2 separate regions of the Homo sapiens genome follow, and region 1 is linked to region 2. Evidence: read pairs that join two places in POLR2A ChIA-PET (ENCODE). Cell type or tissue: A673. All regions are shown on one strand. Links, peaks and the distances in the headings refer to the core of each region. The heading gives the core; the rest is flanking DNA. Region 1 overlaps HIF1A (hypoxia inducible factor 1 subunit alpha). Region 2 overlaps PRKCH (protein kinase C eta).

Region 1 (7,731 bases), core at 2,080-4,579, 160 kb before region 2:
AAATCTAAATAATCTCCTATTGTTTTGGAAAAAACTCTCCAACAGCTTTTTTCCCCCCTCTGCTCCCACACCACAGCAATCAACAACACAGAAGACAACTTCTGCAACCCTATCGGGAGAGGAGGGGTTCTCTCCACCACCAGGTGAGCAATCAGTTCTGCAGCGGACACCAACTGGGTGTCCTTCAATTCAATTCTAACACTATCTACCTGGAGACAGTGTCAGGTTGAGGGCTCAGTCCCCAAGACTGCCCCCTCAACAGGAGTTGCAAGTCTGGCCTCAGGAACTTCTGACTGACAGGCTTCAAAAGTTGGGATTCTCACAAACCCATCTTTGCTGGAGCAGCTCACAGAACTCAGGGAAACATGTTTACCAGTTTATAATAGAGGATATTAATAAGGATACACATGAAGAGATGTGTAGGGCGAGGTATGGGAGAAAGGATGCATCTATCAAGTACCATGCACTGTGCTAGGTACTAGAAATATAGTGAGAAGTAGAATAGCCTTTGAGCTTAAATGGCCTCCCACTCCTTAGTCTACTGAAATAGTCACCTAATGCTTTATTCCCAAATGCTTGTCTAGCTGCATCGTGAAGGACATTCAACATTTCAAATTCCTAGGCCTCACTGGGAATTTGAATCTGTAAATTCTGATTCAGTAGATCTAAGTCAGGATCCCAAAATCTGAGTTTTTAAAAACTTCCAAGATGCATATGATACGTAAGTTTGGGAACCACTAGCTGATCATTATTGCTAACCACTGTTACTCTGCTTTAATTTCTTTCTGAAACCATCACCATAAAGATCCTTCCGAAGTAAAGAAATTTGGCATTATGGCCTGATTAAAATCCCATTAAATGTACACAGGACAAGGTCTAATTATTTAAAAGGAAGCCCTCCCTTACCTAGTTCCCTGTCCACCTCTTTATCCTCATCATTTTCCACATTCTTCAGCCACACTGCAGTTACTCAAAAGCACCATAGTATTTCCTTTCTGGCTTGCTTACTCTACTCCTTCTGCCTGGGGTACCATTCCCAATATGTGGCTTGGTAAATTTATAAGAGAAACTTTTAAAGATTTAATTCAAACATCATTTTGTTTCTGTTTTTTTTTTTTTTCCTCTGGCTTCCAAAACTGGTCCTCTCTGGTAGAACTGATCACTCTAGTTATTTGGCTATATTAATCTTCCTTCACAATGCTTAAAGATTCTTGGGGGCAGGAAACTGTCACACATTCATCTTTGTCTTCTCAGTAGTGATGTGCGTAAGTTTGACTTTGACATATTTGCCCCAAATCTGCTATGACTTTGATTTCTGGCACAGGAAAAGCTGACTGCCCTTTCAACATTCTTTTTGGGAATCCCTGATTTGTGCTTTATTAGTGCTCCTAATCATAATTAACCAGCATATCAATGTTAGTACTATTAAATAAACATAATATTTGAATTTACTACAATTATCTGGATATGCATTTTCAAGTATAAGCAAGCATACTAGATATAAGTTACAGTGAAAATCTTATATTCTTTTGTCTCCCTGTTTCTTTGCACCCCTGTAATCTTTTTCTGTAACAGCAACTAGAATAATCCTTTTAACAAGAAATCAAGTCATATCACTCCTCTCTGCTTAAAATGGTTTTTGCCTCATTTAGAGTAAAAGCCAAAGCCCTTCCAATAGTCCATATGGGCCTCCACAATGGCCTCATTACCTCTTTGATCTCACCTTCTACCACTTTGCCCCCTTTGCTCATTCTGTTCTAACCATACTAGCCTCCTTACTGTTCTTAAAACACTTCAAACACATTGCCTCCTAGAGCCTTTGCACTAGTTGTTCCCCTTGCCTGGACTACTGCTACCCTAAATACCCACAAGGCTTGCTTCTCCACCTTTTTCAAGTCTTTGTCGCAGTCTCACCCTCATTGAGATTCCCTGATCACTGCCTCCATCTTGGTCCTCTTGCCCTGCTGTATTTTTATGAAAGCCTAAGTACATATCTTACTTGATTATTTTATTTTCTATCCCACCAATCCACACCTTCACTGGAAAGTAAGTTCCATAGAGGCGGAGACTTTTGTCTATTTTGTTCAATGAACATCCCAAGCACCTAGAACAGTTTCTGACACATAAGAAGTATTCAATTATGTGCTGGCTGAATGTATGAATTAATAAGTTGAGATTCGATCACTAGTTGAAGTATAAATATATATTTTTGCAAGAATAAATGCTACAGTAACTGATTATGACAGCTAATTCTGTGTACAAAAACAACCATTTATTTATCTAGCCAAGTTCCTGGCACAGAAAAGCAGCTTAGTAAATGTTAACAAATGAATCGTGGAATAAATGTGAACACAGGCAAACACAGGCATTAGCCACAAGGTAAACATCAGAGCCAGCAGAGCCAGCAGTGTCATCTTCCTGAAGTAGAAAAAAACAGCTATCAATTAAAACAATCACCCACCAGTATAACAATGAAGAGTATCACCATAAACCAAGGCAAATAAATGATCTTGCCAGGAAAGAGATTTAGAGGTGTAAAGAGAGAGCTGAGAAACTAGAAAGCCAATTTGCTGAAAAGAGGTTCAGTGTTTAAGATTAGTTCCCTTATCGCTTTCATCTACACTCATGTCTTTTACTGTTTTGTCCTAAGCAAATGTGGTCAGGAAAATGTGTGAGTTATAGTTAATGTTCTTAACCAATCAAATTACTAGCCGAGTGTAATGGTGCACTCCTGTAGTTCCAGATACTCAGGAGGCTGAGGCAGGAGGATTATTTGAGCCCAGGAGTTCAAGGCTGCAGTGAGCTGTGATTGTGCCACTGCACTCCAGACAGAGCAAGACACTGTCTCAAAAAAAAAAAAAAAAAAAAAAAGGAATACTTAAACATCTTTATCATCTTTATGTTTTCCGAACCCAGGCAGAAACAGGAGTTTACTAACTTTGGTTTCCACAGTCTTTTTCAAGAAAGTGCTGTCACGAAGTTTTCATTAAGTTGATACCTAATCCTATTGCCTTTTTTTTTTTTTTTTTTTGAGACAGAGTCTCGCACTGTTGCCCAAGGCTGAAGTACAGTGGTGCGATCTCCGCTCACTGCAACCTCCGCCTCCCAGGTTCAAGCGATTTTCCTGAGTAGCTGGGGTTACAGGCGCCTGCCACCACACCCGGCTAATTTTTTGTATTTTTACTAGAGATGGGGTTTCACTATGTTGGCCAGGCTGGTCTTGAACTCCTGACCTCTTGATCCGCCTGCCTCAGCCTCCCAAAGTGCTGGGATTACAGGCGTGAGCCACCGCGCCTGGCCAGCTTTGTTTTTTTAAGGAGGGTTACTTTTAGACAAGTATTTTATATGTATTATTGGAAGTATTATTAATAGGATCTGTTGTTACATTTTCTATCTAGTAATTGTTGCAAAACCAGAATACTTAAAACATCACATGTAATTTTTAAAAACCCTATCTCTACTTAATGGAAAAAATAGCAAAAACCTGACATTTCAAATTAAATATAAATTACATTTTCAAGACAGCTAGCAATCTATTATTTTATCTGGGAAAATATCTTCTGAATTCTAATCAATAAACTTTAAAAATAAACCTTTAGGATACCCACATGTTAGAGAATGTTATTGATGTATTCAAAAAATATTTCTTGATCATCTTCTATGAGTCTAACACTCTTCCCAGAACAGGACACGGTGCAATAAACAAAACAGACCAAGTCTCTACCTTCACGGAGGTTATCTTATGGAACAAATGTATTTTTACATTGCTTGTTGTTATCCAGCAATATTTTACCAGGGTCAATCCCTAACTGACAAAACACGTCACAGAAATTGTCTTTCCATTAAACCAGCTACCACAAAATTTCAGGATAAAAGCAAAGTCTACAAAAATTAATCTTTGCTTATACTAGATGCTACAATATAGTATTATATGAACAGAGCAGGCTATACAAAAAAAATTGAGTATGATTCCACTCCTGTGTGTAATGTATGTGTATAAATATAAACATATGTAGCTATACACACATATAACTCATAGATGCACAGATAAAACCAGAATACAGTGATATACAGTGTTAGCAAAGTTTACAAATATTAACTAGTTTCAAGATACCAGGATCACAAATTTTTTGTAATTTATTTTAACAAAAATTCACCATGAACTGACACTATCACTGTACCTGCATTTGTCAAAAAACTCTGAAAGAAGTAGTAATCTAACTTGAACTATCATATTTCTTTCCTACTGTATATCCTAAAGAAAAGTATAGACTGAACAGGCAATATAATTCAGTATCTTCAGTTTCTCATGCTAACCTAATTTTCAAATTTTGAAAATTCTGTATAATTAATTTGAAATTCAAAAAAACAGATGAAATGGTTTGTTTCTAAAGAAAAATGTTCAGAATGCATACACTTATTTTATTTTTGAAAGCAACTAAATTTCTTGGTTTAGATCATTATTATCTAAACGGCACAACAACATCTCTCTTAAATATCCATAATTAAAGAAAAGATGGATTTATTCACCTTCCAAACCTCACCAAAATGCTTACTTTAAATGTGATTTTCTAATGCAGTAAAATAAACGGGGAAAAGAATCACTGTTTTACATTGGAGGGTTCCTTCTGAAAATGAAATCTATATCACATCTGAAATAGCCATAATGTGTAAATTTTTCATTTACATGTTAATTTATTAAGTAGCTAATACTTTTCCATGTGTTTACATTAATGTGTATTGAAATATTACTTGTAAGAAGAATGTGCTTTTTGTTTTTAGATTATTCCTGACTAGTGATATAAATAAAATCTTTCCTGGTCCAGAATTGGTGTTGAGCCTCTCAACAAATCTTTGAGCCCTGATTATATATAAGGTATTGTGCCAGGTGCAGTGGCTCACGCCTGTAATCCCAGCACTTTGGGAGGCTGAGGTGGGCGGATCACCTGAGGTCGGGAGTTCGAGACCAGCCTGACCAACATGGAGAAACCCCGTCTCTACTAAAAATACAAAATTAGCTAGGCATGTTGCCACGTGCCTGTAACCCCAGCTACTCGGGAGGCTGAGGCAGGAGAATCAACTGAACCTGGGAGATGGAGGTTGTGGTGAGCTGAGATTACACCATTGCACTCCAGCCTGGGCAACAAGAGCAAAACTCCATTTCAAAAAAAAGAAGTATTGTGCTAGATAAATAAAACAACAAAAATGTGTATGTAAAGTTTTTACTCTAAGATGAAGGTTCTCAAACGTCAGTTTTCATCACAGTCCCCTGGAAGAATTCTCAAAACACAGAATGCTTGCCAAGTCAATCCTAAGCCAAAAGAACAAAGCTGGAGGCATCACACTACCTGACTTCAAACTATACTACAAGGATGCAGTAACCAAAACAGCATGGTACTGGTACCAAAACAGAGATATAGACCAATGGAACAGAACAGAGCCCTCAGAAATAATGCCGCTTATCTACAACCATCTGATCTTTGACAAACCTGACAAAAACAAGAAATGGGGAAAGGATTCCCTATTTAATAAATGGTGCTGGGAAAACTGGCTAGCCATATGCAGAAAGCTGAAACTGGATCCCTTCCTTACACCTTATGCTAAAATTAATTCAAGATGGATTAAAGACTTAAATGTTAGACCTAAAACCATAAAAACCGTAGAATAAAACCTAGGCAATACCATTCAGGACATAGGCATGGGCAAGGACTTCATGTTTAAAACACCAAAAGCCATGGCAACAGAAGCCAAAATTGACAAATAGGATCTAATTAAACTAAAGAGCTTCTGCACAGCAAAAGAAACTACCATCAGAGTGAACAGGCAACCTACAGAATGGGAGAAAATTTTTGCAATCTACTCATCTGACAAAGGGCTAGTATCCAGAATCTACAATGAACTCAAACAAATTTACAAGAAAAAAACAACCCCATCAAAAAGTGGGCAAACGATATGAACAGACACTTCTCAAAAGACGACATTTATGCTGCCAAAAGACACATGAAAAAATGCTCATCATCACTGGCCATCAGAGAAATGCAAATCAAAACCACAATGAGATACCATCTCACACCAGTTAGAATGGCGATCATTAAAAAGTCAGGAAACAACAGGTGCTGGAGAGGATGTGGAGAAACAGGAACACTTTTACACTGTTAGTGGGACTGTAAACTAGTTCAACCATTGTGGAAGTCAGTGTGGCGATTCCTCAGGGATCTAGAACTAGAAATACCATTTGACCCAGCCATCCCATTACTGGGTATATACCCAAAGGATTATAAATCATGCTGCTATAAAGACACATGCACACGTATGTTTATTGTGGCACTATTCACAATAGCAAAGACTTGGAACCAACCCAAATGTCCAATAATGATAGACTGGATTAAGAAAATGTGGCACATATACACCATGGAATACTATTCAGCCATAAAAAAGGATGAGTTCATGTCCTTTGTAGGGACATGGATGAAGCCGGAAACCATCATTCTCAGCAAACTATCGCAAGGACAAAAAACCAAACACCGCGTGTTCTCACTCATAGGTAGGAACTGAACAATGAGAACACATGGACACAGGAAGGGGAACATCACACGCCGGGGCCTGTTGTGGGGTGGGGGGAGCGGGGAGGGATAGCATTAGGAGATATACCTAATGTTAAATGACGAGTTACTGGGTGCAGCACACCAACATGGCACATGTATACATATGTAACTAACCTGCACGTTGTGCACATGTACCCTAAAACTTAAAGTATAATAAAGAAAAAAAAAACACAGAATGCTGAGCCTTACTTCCAGAGTTTCTGATTTATGAAGTCTGAATGGCGCCTGAGAATGTGCATTTCTAACAAGTTAGTAATGCACCAACTAGGTGTTACCAATGATGATAATCTGGGGACCACTCTGAGCCCCTCTGCTCTAAGAAGATACTTAACGTGTTCTTCAAAAATGCCCAAAGAAGTAAAAGAGCAACGCTCAAAACTAGTTTGTTACATACTTTTCTCTTTAAAAAACCTACCCAAATGCTTTACAAATACAGGAAATATATCCACCTCCTAAGACATTAATACACCACATACTTAGAACTTAGTAATTATAAAATACACTAACTACACTGACTAGACTATTCAATGGTTGACCTGTGGTATATATCCACAATCATCAATAGAACTTTTTTCCCCCAAATATAGAAGGCCAAATCCCAACCCTGGAAATTCAAATTAAAGGCTTGGCACATCTGTTTAAAAAATAATATCAACATAATCCTGATGAGCACTCTTAGCTGTTTAAAGTCTATGTTTCATTTCTGAGTGCTTGTAAAATTTACAGATCCCTGAGTTCCATCCCAAAATTACCAAATCAGAATCTCTGGCGAATGGGTCCCTGGGAATCCATAGAGCAACTAGACACTCAGGTGATTTAACCACAGAAGTTTGAGAAACATTAGCAGGTCTTAAAGCAAAAGCTTAACAGGTAGGCCAGCAAATTTTGAAAAACGAGAATAATTTATTTTTAGCTATAACTGAATACACATCCTATAACATACCATGTTTGTCAGGCAAAACACTGAATATAGTGAGTTTCACAATACTATGTAATGTGAGGTATAATTGCTAAGAATAAGAAGCTAGCAGTAAAAGTCAATAAGCCAGCAAGAACAAGTGTGCGTTTAGTAAAACTTTGCCTTAAACACGTAAGTGCATGAGTAGAGTTCAAAGATGACCTAAGG
Region 2 (7,731 bases), core at 2,341-4,840:
ACTGACATGAGTGGCCTGCAATTCTTCAGTGATGAGCACACGGCGATACAGACAAGATCAGATTACCCAGGTAGGCAGGCAGCAGGCACCTGTAATTCACCCGCTGACTGTGCTGTTGTGGCAGTGACCCTTCTTGTGAAAAAAGAGTTATGTGCAGACAAAAGTGTGACATATGCAACGTGGAGAGGCATTTCACAGAATGCAAACACCATTCAGGTAAATTAGTAGACTCCAGAATGAATGAAAGCTTCATGAATGCAAACCTGTTGTTTACAATACTGGGCATTGTGGCACCTTTTCACTGGACAGTTTAATAAATATCTATTAAAGAAAGTAAGGATAAGAGAAGAAGCTGAAGCAGTCGTCTTGGTGCACAACATATTTTCAAGATTGGGCTTTAGGTTGTGAGTTTCAGAGATACCATTGTTTGTTTCTTCAGAGTAAATCATTCTATTTGGAAAGCCCTTCATTTCCTTAAAAAGACCTTTAAATTCTTCATTAGCATTAAGAGACTTCTTGTAGACTGCCAGGAATTGGGGTTCATTGGCTTAAAGAAGAGCACAGCACAGTTGACAGAACGTCTTGGTTTGTCTCTTGAATTAAGAAGCCTGATTGGCTCAGAATTTCTCAGATCTACTTTATTCTTCACACTTTCCCTCCTTTTGGCTCCTGTTAACATCCCAAGCCCACAGAGACAGACGCTCATAGGTGGAGCGGTATACTTCATAAAATCTCATTTCATTATCAACTATTTCTAGTGCCATGGCTCCCTCTGGACTCTAAATAGTTGATATCTGAAAGTTCCATCCTTCACAGAGTTCTTCACTTGCTCCTTGAAGGTAAGGTTCTTGTTCTAAGGCTGATGCTGGGAAGGTCCCATAGAGGAAATTCCTGGAGAATCTCTATTCCCTTTGGGTTCTCGTGCCCTCTCTCTCACTCCCCATAAGGCTATGGTTGCAATTCTGGAGACACATAGGAAAAGTTTCTAAACTCATCCTGGTTAATCATTGGAAGATGTCCCTCATCAATTGGAGTTAAAACTGGCTCTTCCTTTATGAAGTCAGGGTCAAAATTACTGACATCTTCTCGGGATTTCTGCCAAAAAAAAAAGGGAAACAAGGGTGAGATTTTTGCGCTTGAGGCTTACTCATCTTGCATGGGATATAGCCCATTCCAGTGAGTTCAGAGGAGTGCTCTGTAGCTTGTTCAGTAGCATTATTTACAGTTATTGTTATGATGAAACTGTGCTTTACAGCAAGTCTACTGCATGGTGCATTATTATGGCATTTGGCAACCACCAATTCACTAATCCCATGAAAATCTTGCTGAGCAGGCCTGTCTTAATGGGAGGCTAAGAATTAATTTGGTCATCCAAAAGCAGCTGGCTCACTCACCCTTTATTCTCATTTCACCAAGGTGGCATTTCACAGCAGGCCTCGCTGAGGGGTGTGCAGCTGTATTTGTCAACAGAGGTTGGGTAGGTTCACACTTGTCCTACCTATTGTTTGCGCAGAGTTCTAGACATTTGAAGAGATCTTCCCAAAAGATTTCTTGCAAGTGCTGAGCTTAGGGAACAACTGTTGGTCATTTTACTCTCTAGGTAGATGCGTTACGCCCTGCTGGACCAGCTGTGCAGTTAGGACTACAGGCTCCAGCCTCTGAAGGCCATGCTCTCCCTAATCCCAGGGGCGCTGGCAGGGGGCTGACCATTGAAGGAACGGCTTTACCTCTGGGTGCCTGGTGTCCAACAGCCTAGTAGGCTGTTAGTGATTAAGTGCACTGTATGTTTTTAAAAGTTGAGTATTTTATATCTGTATAAACAAACGCTGCAAAGATCATTTCTAAGTGAGTATCACACATCTCACTGCTCTTACCTTAATCAATGATATTTCTCTATCACTTTTTTTTTTTTTTTTTTGAGACAAAGTCTAACTCAGTTGCCCAGGCTGGAGCGCATGACGCAATCTCGGCTCACTGCAATCTCCACCTCCTAGGTTCAAGCAATCCTTCTACTTCAGCCTCCTGAGTAGCAGGGATTAGAGGTGTGCATCACCACACCAGGCTTTTTTTTTTTGTATTTTTAGTAGAGATGGGGTTTTGCCATGTTGGCCAGGCTAGTCTCAAACTCCTGACCTCAAGTGATCCATCTGCCTCGGCCTCCCAAAGTGCTGGGATTATAGGCATGAGCCACCACGCCAGGTCTCCCCATCACTCTTGATCTATCGCTAGCCTTGCTTCTCTGCCTTCCTCCTGTGGAGCTCTTGACCCACAGATGAGCACGAGCTCAGCTCTCAGACCACAAGCGGGACCACGCTCAGGAAGGCCACCAGCCTCAGCTGCAGAGCTTGGAGAGGAGCCCCTGGAGATCCCAGTATTTCTTTGGTCAAAGAAGCCTGGCCTGGCCTGGGCTCTGCACTGCAGCAGCTATTACAGACCCAGGCTCTCCAAGCCAAGAGGCCAGGCTCAGTGAAGTGAGCAACATCTCCTACCCACTCTGCTTTCTCAGGGGCTTAGAAAAGGCACAAAAAGTGCCCCAAGGAGCATGAGGAAATTGGCCAGAACAATGACTTTCTCAATTAGCCAAACTCTTTTGGGGAAACCTGGAAAGTTTCAGGCCTCTTATACCCTACAAGATTTTAATTTAGGTTGAGAGAAGTTGGAGATTGGGTAAACGAGGGGTGAAACTTGGTAAGAATTAATGTGGGCACATGAAGACATTGTTGTCCCATGGACAAGGAGCCCAGATTCCCCCCAGGGGAGGCTGCCCTGTGCAGTATCCAGCTGAATTTCTGGTCTGTCACCCACAGGGGCCATCCAGCTCTTCTACGGACTTTGGTGGAATGCTGTGACATCTGAAGAAAGGAATGTCTCTGTGACAGCCTGGGACACTTACGATTCTGGGTCTGAAAGGCGGTTCTATTTGGCGATGGTTCAGCTGGGCCCAGTCGATTTCCTTAAAAAAAGGATGTCTCAAGATGGCGTGCTCGCCTCCCTGAGTCAGGCTGCCCAAGCGCATGGTGGGGTTCTTGGTCATGAACTGAGTGAGAGAGAGAGAAAGTGTCAATCATTCATTCACATACAACCAGCACGTCACAAGACAGCAGGCATCAGCCATGGCAGAGGAGCTGTGCGAGACTTTCTGGCAGGTCTTGCTTAACTAGCTGGGTTTTCCATCACAGGCAGCACAGTCAGTATGAATCATGCCTTAAAGGCGCGATTGCCTGTGTGGATTTATGGCTTTTCCCACTTCCATTTCAGACATGGCCACTAAAAGAAAGCAGGAGGGTCCAGTTTTCTTTTCTGTAAACACCATGTATTTTTCTTTCCTCTTTAAAGAAAAGAAGCTCTTTATAACAGTGTGCCTTTCCCCAACACTGCAGTTGTGGGCAGCAGACATCTTATGAATGGGGCTACTTTCAGAAACAGCTGTGCCATTTTTCTGAGTGACCTGACCAGCTGGCCAGGATTCCTGCTCTCTGACGAGACCACAGAGAGGAGAGAGAGTCGTTATTTTTGAAGATCTGTGTGAAGAAGCAGCAAAGGTGACATACTGAAAAGGTCTGTGTCCTGGCTCTAGAAAAAACAAAGTTGGCCACTTTTCTTTATGCAGCGAAGATATCATAGCTCTAGATGAAAGGCTTTTCTTCAAGATGTTCCCCCCACCACTGCTGTTTCGAAGTAGGTTCAATGACTGAGATTCCATTGCTCCATAGACCAAAAACTAAAACGAGCGCTGCCACACAGCTAAGCGATGTGTGCATAGAGATTCTCTGTATTTCCATCAGTTGGGAAACTTCCTTAGTGCTGGGCTCCTATCAAAATATGCTGGGCTAAATCTGCTTTCACAAAATAGCCAGGAAAGGTGTTTTGATCACTTCCTGAGCAAGGATTAGTACAGGATAATTCACTTTTCATGGCCGGAGTGTGGTTCTCAATTTCAAAGACACTGAAGCTAATTTAATTTCCCATATTGAAAGAAAATTGCCTTGGATAAAAAGTTTTGTTTTTGTTTTTATTTAAATCAGGTTATCTTTAAATAGACTCATGACAGTCCCCAAGCACCTCTTTCCAAATCTGATTTGTGAACAACACAAAAGTAATGCTGTGTTTATAAAAATTGTTTTGGAGCTGAATTTACAGAGAAAATCTTGTTGAAGGTGCAGACACGGAAAGACAGTGTTTGGAGGTACCTCCCACTGCCATGCCAGGTGTCCAGAGGTGTCAAGCTGCCAGTGTTGATTCAAATGAAAATGATAATGTTGAAGAAGGAGGCTGCAAAAGTTCCTAAGCAACCTGACGGGATATACCTTGTAAAATGCTTTCAAAAAAGCTTCAAAGGGCAGCTAATAAATGAATATACTGACAGGGTTTAATCGCTTCTCCTCTCTCCTAGTAACAGGAATTAAAGGCCACAGGTGGTTCTGGGTTGGAGGCAGGACCCAAAAGTAAATGCAGCATTCAGAGCTGCACAGGCCCAGTCAGAGCAGCTGCCACTTCAGGCACTTACAGTGGTCACCCAGGATTCAGGAGATGCATATTATAAGTAACTCAGTTCTGTAAGAGCTAGGAGTTAGTTCACACTGCTTGGGCTCTCACTAAGTAAGCCTGTGCAATGCAGGCAGGAAGGGAGAAAATGCTTACAAAAAAGAAATGAGTAGATTCTTGCCTTAGGAAAGTCAACGGGATACAATTCCTGATGGAAGAGCAGTTGCTATTCTAAGAGCTAATTAACAAGAAACAATGCTGCAAAAAACTTGGGAGACAGGACGGCAGAACACACCCAGATGGCCTGTGGGAAATTCCCAGGCCTGCCAATGATGTGAGAGAGGACATCTTGTGAATGGGTGGGTACAGCCTGTTCTTCTGGGCAAGACAAACAGTGCAGGACTCTATATGCCAGGGTGGCTGAAGCCCCAGTGTCCAAGAGGCTTGCCCATTCCTCCCTGCCCCTGGCACTGAACCCAAGCTTCCATGGGGCACTGTGGAAGAGGCCTTGCCTGACGACAAGTAGACCAAACACGACCGTCCGTCCTCTAAAAACTGCACCCTTGGAATTGGGGACAGGCAGAATAACCCTTTCACTAGCTTGATACTTAGCCTCTTGGGGTTCTGATAAATCCTTTTGAATAACCAAGCAGTTTTGTTTTTAATACCTTGGCCTGAGCCCTTTAGATGCAGCCATCCTCAACTTACAAAAAAAACAAACCAAAAGAAAAAACAAAACACACACACACACAAACAAACTTTGATTCAATTGACAAAGGTTTTCAAGGTGTCTACTACATGTAAGGCAGCACACTAGGGGTTTCTTGGGGATACGCAGATGACAAAGACAGTGTCTCTTCATCCAGGAGCTAATCAAGAGAAGGGGGAAGAATCAAGCAAACTTCATAATACACAGCCGGATGAAATGAAAAGAGACTTAGATCAAGTGCTGTGAGAGCTTGGAAGAGGCACGGGGCAAATAACACTGGGGCTGGTGGTGGGAAGGCAAGTGACAGCCTCGTGGAAGAGGTGGCATTTGACCAGAGATGAGGACGAACAGAATTAACATAGTAGGCATGAAGGAAGAAAATGCGCCTGAGGACACAGCCAGCACAAATGCAGAGGCATACAAGTGCCTGGTACAGCTGGCATGCAGGGATGGCTGAGGAACTGCGGGGGCAGCCGGTGGGATCCATCCGAGGTGAGTGATGAGAGCTGCACGGCAATTTAGGGGATGACACTAGCCACAGCGTGATGAATAAATCTTAAATGCAGAGGTAGCGCCTGGTGGTGAGCAGTTAGAGGCTGAGACAATAGCTGAGAACACATGACAAGTTCAGCAACTAGGAGAGTTTCTAGTTAATTGGAAGGAAGAGTTGGAAGCACATTCTAGAGGGCCGTGGAAGAATAAACACAATCCACTAACTGCCGGGAATGGGAGTGAAGAGTCCAAGATCACAGGGTCCTCCCTGGCTGCCTGATGGGGCAGTGGTGTTGAGTAACAGAAATGGAACAAAAGAGGGGCAAGAGATTATTCTTTGTAGCATGAGTATTAGTAGCAGTGTTAGTAGTAGTAGTATTTTTGTTAGTGGAACAAAGACAAAAATAGCTCACACTTACTGAGATCCTACAGTCTGCCAAATCTGGGAGGCTGATGGGCTCCGCTTTGCATTGGAGGTGTGTGGGCACCCACATGCAGATGAATTCTAGGGTAAATCTGGGGTGCAGGCCAGGGCTGGCCATCTAACGCTCAGAGACATTGAAATTTGAGTAACCACTGAAGCTGGGAGGGCAGGTTAGATTGTGGAAAGTGACAGAGACAGACTAGAACTGATACCAGCCCTAGGTCTCAGACACATTTTATTTGGCCTACCTAGTGTGTTTTGAAATAATTTTAATTACTTCTCAAATATTTAAACGCTAGGAAATGTCACATCACATGAAAAGTCAGGTTTTCCAACTTCTCGTGGAAAATGAGATACTCGGGAACACTGGGCCTGCACTCCTCTCATAGAAACGGCCTGGAGTTGAGCAGGGGCTTCTGCTTTTCATGGGGCACCAGATGCCCAGTCAGTCACATGCCCCACCACTCCCTATCACCTCCCACCTGGCTGGTATCACTCACGGACTTTCATGGCTCCTGACCCCTGGTGTAGGGTGAGAAGCAGCCAGAGTGGCAGCTGGAGGATGCCATGAAGAGGCCAGAGGAGGATGAATACCATGAAACAGAAACCAGGACCGGGAGAAGGAGGGTCCGGGGTGATACTAAGGGGGTAGAAGCTTTGTGTGTTGTGGTGGTGGTGGGGTGGCCCTTCTACCACTACCCCCGTCCAGTGATGTGGAGATGAGGAGTTAAGGGAACATTTAACATTAGTCCCAGGCCTGAAATCTTTCACAGTTCACGTTGGTGCAGATGGTGTGGAGTTGGAGGTGGATAGCTTGCCATCCTAGGCTGGGCACAGGCCTTTCCCTAAACTCTCTGTTCCTACTGCTGTGAATGGTGACAGCATAATCCTTTTGCAGAAAACTTTCATTATTTGCTTATGTCCCTAATGGGACCCAAATGCCAGTAAGTTAACAATTGTGCTCCTCGGGGCCATCACTTTCATCCACATTTAAGGTCACACTGAAAAGTTGCCTCACCTCAGCTGACTTTCTCCCTGACTGTGATCCAAGAGGGAAAGTCGGCCAAAGAGGAAAATAATGTGACTTCATGAAATATTCTGCACACATTTACTAAAGGAAGCAGAATGTTTTCTAGGGCCAAGAAAAGCACTTTATAAGCTGCACAGAGTGAGTGAGGGGACCAGGGTGGAAAATCTGGATTCTACCCCAAGTGTAAGTCTCAAACTGACTGGAGAGCAGGGGAAAGAGAAGGGTCAAGAACTCAGGGACTCATTTTATGTTCCCCTTCCTGCTGTGGCCCTCATTACAGTGGAACTGAACTAGAGGATACTCAAGGAATCAGAGGCACACCTGGCCCCGAGAATGAGACACTTAACAGTTTTTTTCCCAGACTACAGAGGAGGTGTGGCTGCAGGGGAAAGCAAGCAGGCATGCTCCCTCCTGACGCTAGTTCTAAGGGGACATGTAAAGGATTTGGGCCAAGTTTGTATAGGAATGTCCTGGGAGGCCTCCTGCAAGCCAGGGAAGGCTGAAAGAACTAACAGCTTCTCTGACATGGAGGGCTGGTCAGGCTCTGCAGTGTCACTGCTTGTGTTTGTATCATTCTTTCACCACTGAGTT

Evidence for each region. Peaks named below come from ENCODE experiments on the same cell type or tissue, not always from the same donor. Only the 100,000 strongest peaks of a DNase experiment are listed, where the experiment ranks them.
Region 1: POLR2A ChIA-PET joins it to region 2 with 11 read pairs; 10 of 35 experiments call an interaction of 5 or more read pairs at or near these places.

What each region holds. Positions count from the first base shown.
Region 1 is chr14:61,706,348-61,714,078 of GRCh38, reverse strand. The region is part of intron 1 of HIF1A (hypoxia inducible factor 1 subunit alpha); the gene reads right to left. Among named protein-coding and RNA genes, the nearest start is that of HIF1A-AS1, 14 kb to the right of the region's middle. In A673, for the core only: no CTCF peak of the experiment used is centred there; no DNase peak of the experiment used is centred there.
Region 2 is chr14:61,543,049-61,550,779 of GRCh38, reverse strand. PRKCH (protein kinase C eta) reads right to left here. Exons shown (of 14, transcript NM_006255.5): 13 at 2,894-3,037; 14 at 1-1,095. The coding sequence ends at 949. It overlaps PRKCH-AS2 (PRKCH antisense RNA 2), which reads left to right and starts at 5,296. Exons shown (of 3, transcript NR_188139.1): 1 at 5,296-5,686. In A673, for the core only: no CTCF peak of the experiment used is centred there; no DNase peak of the experiment used is centred there.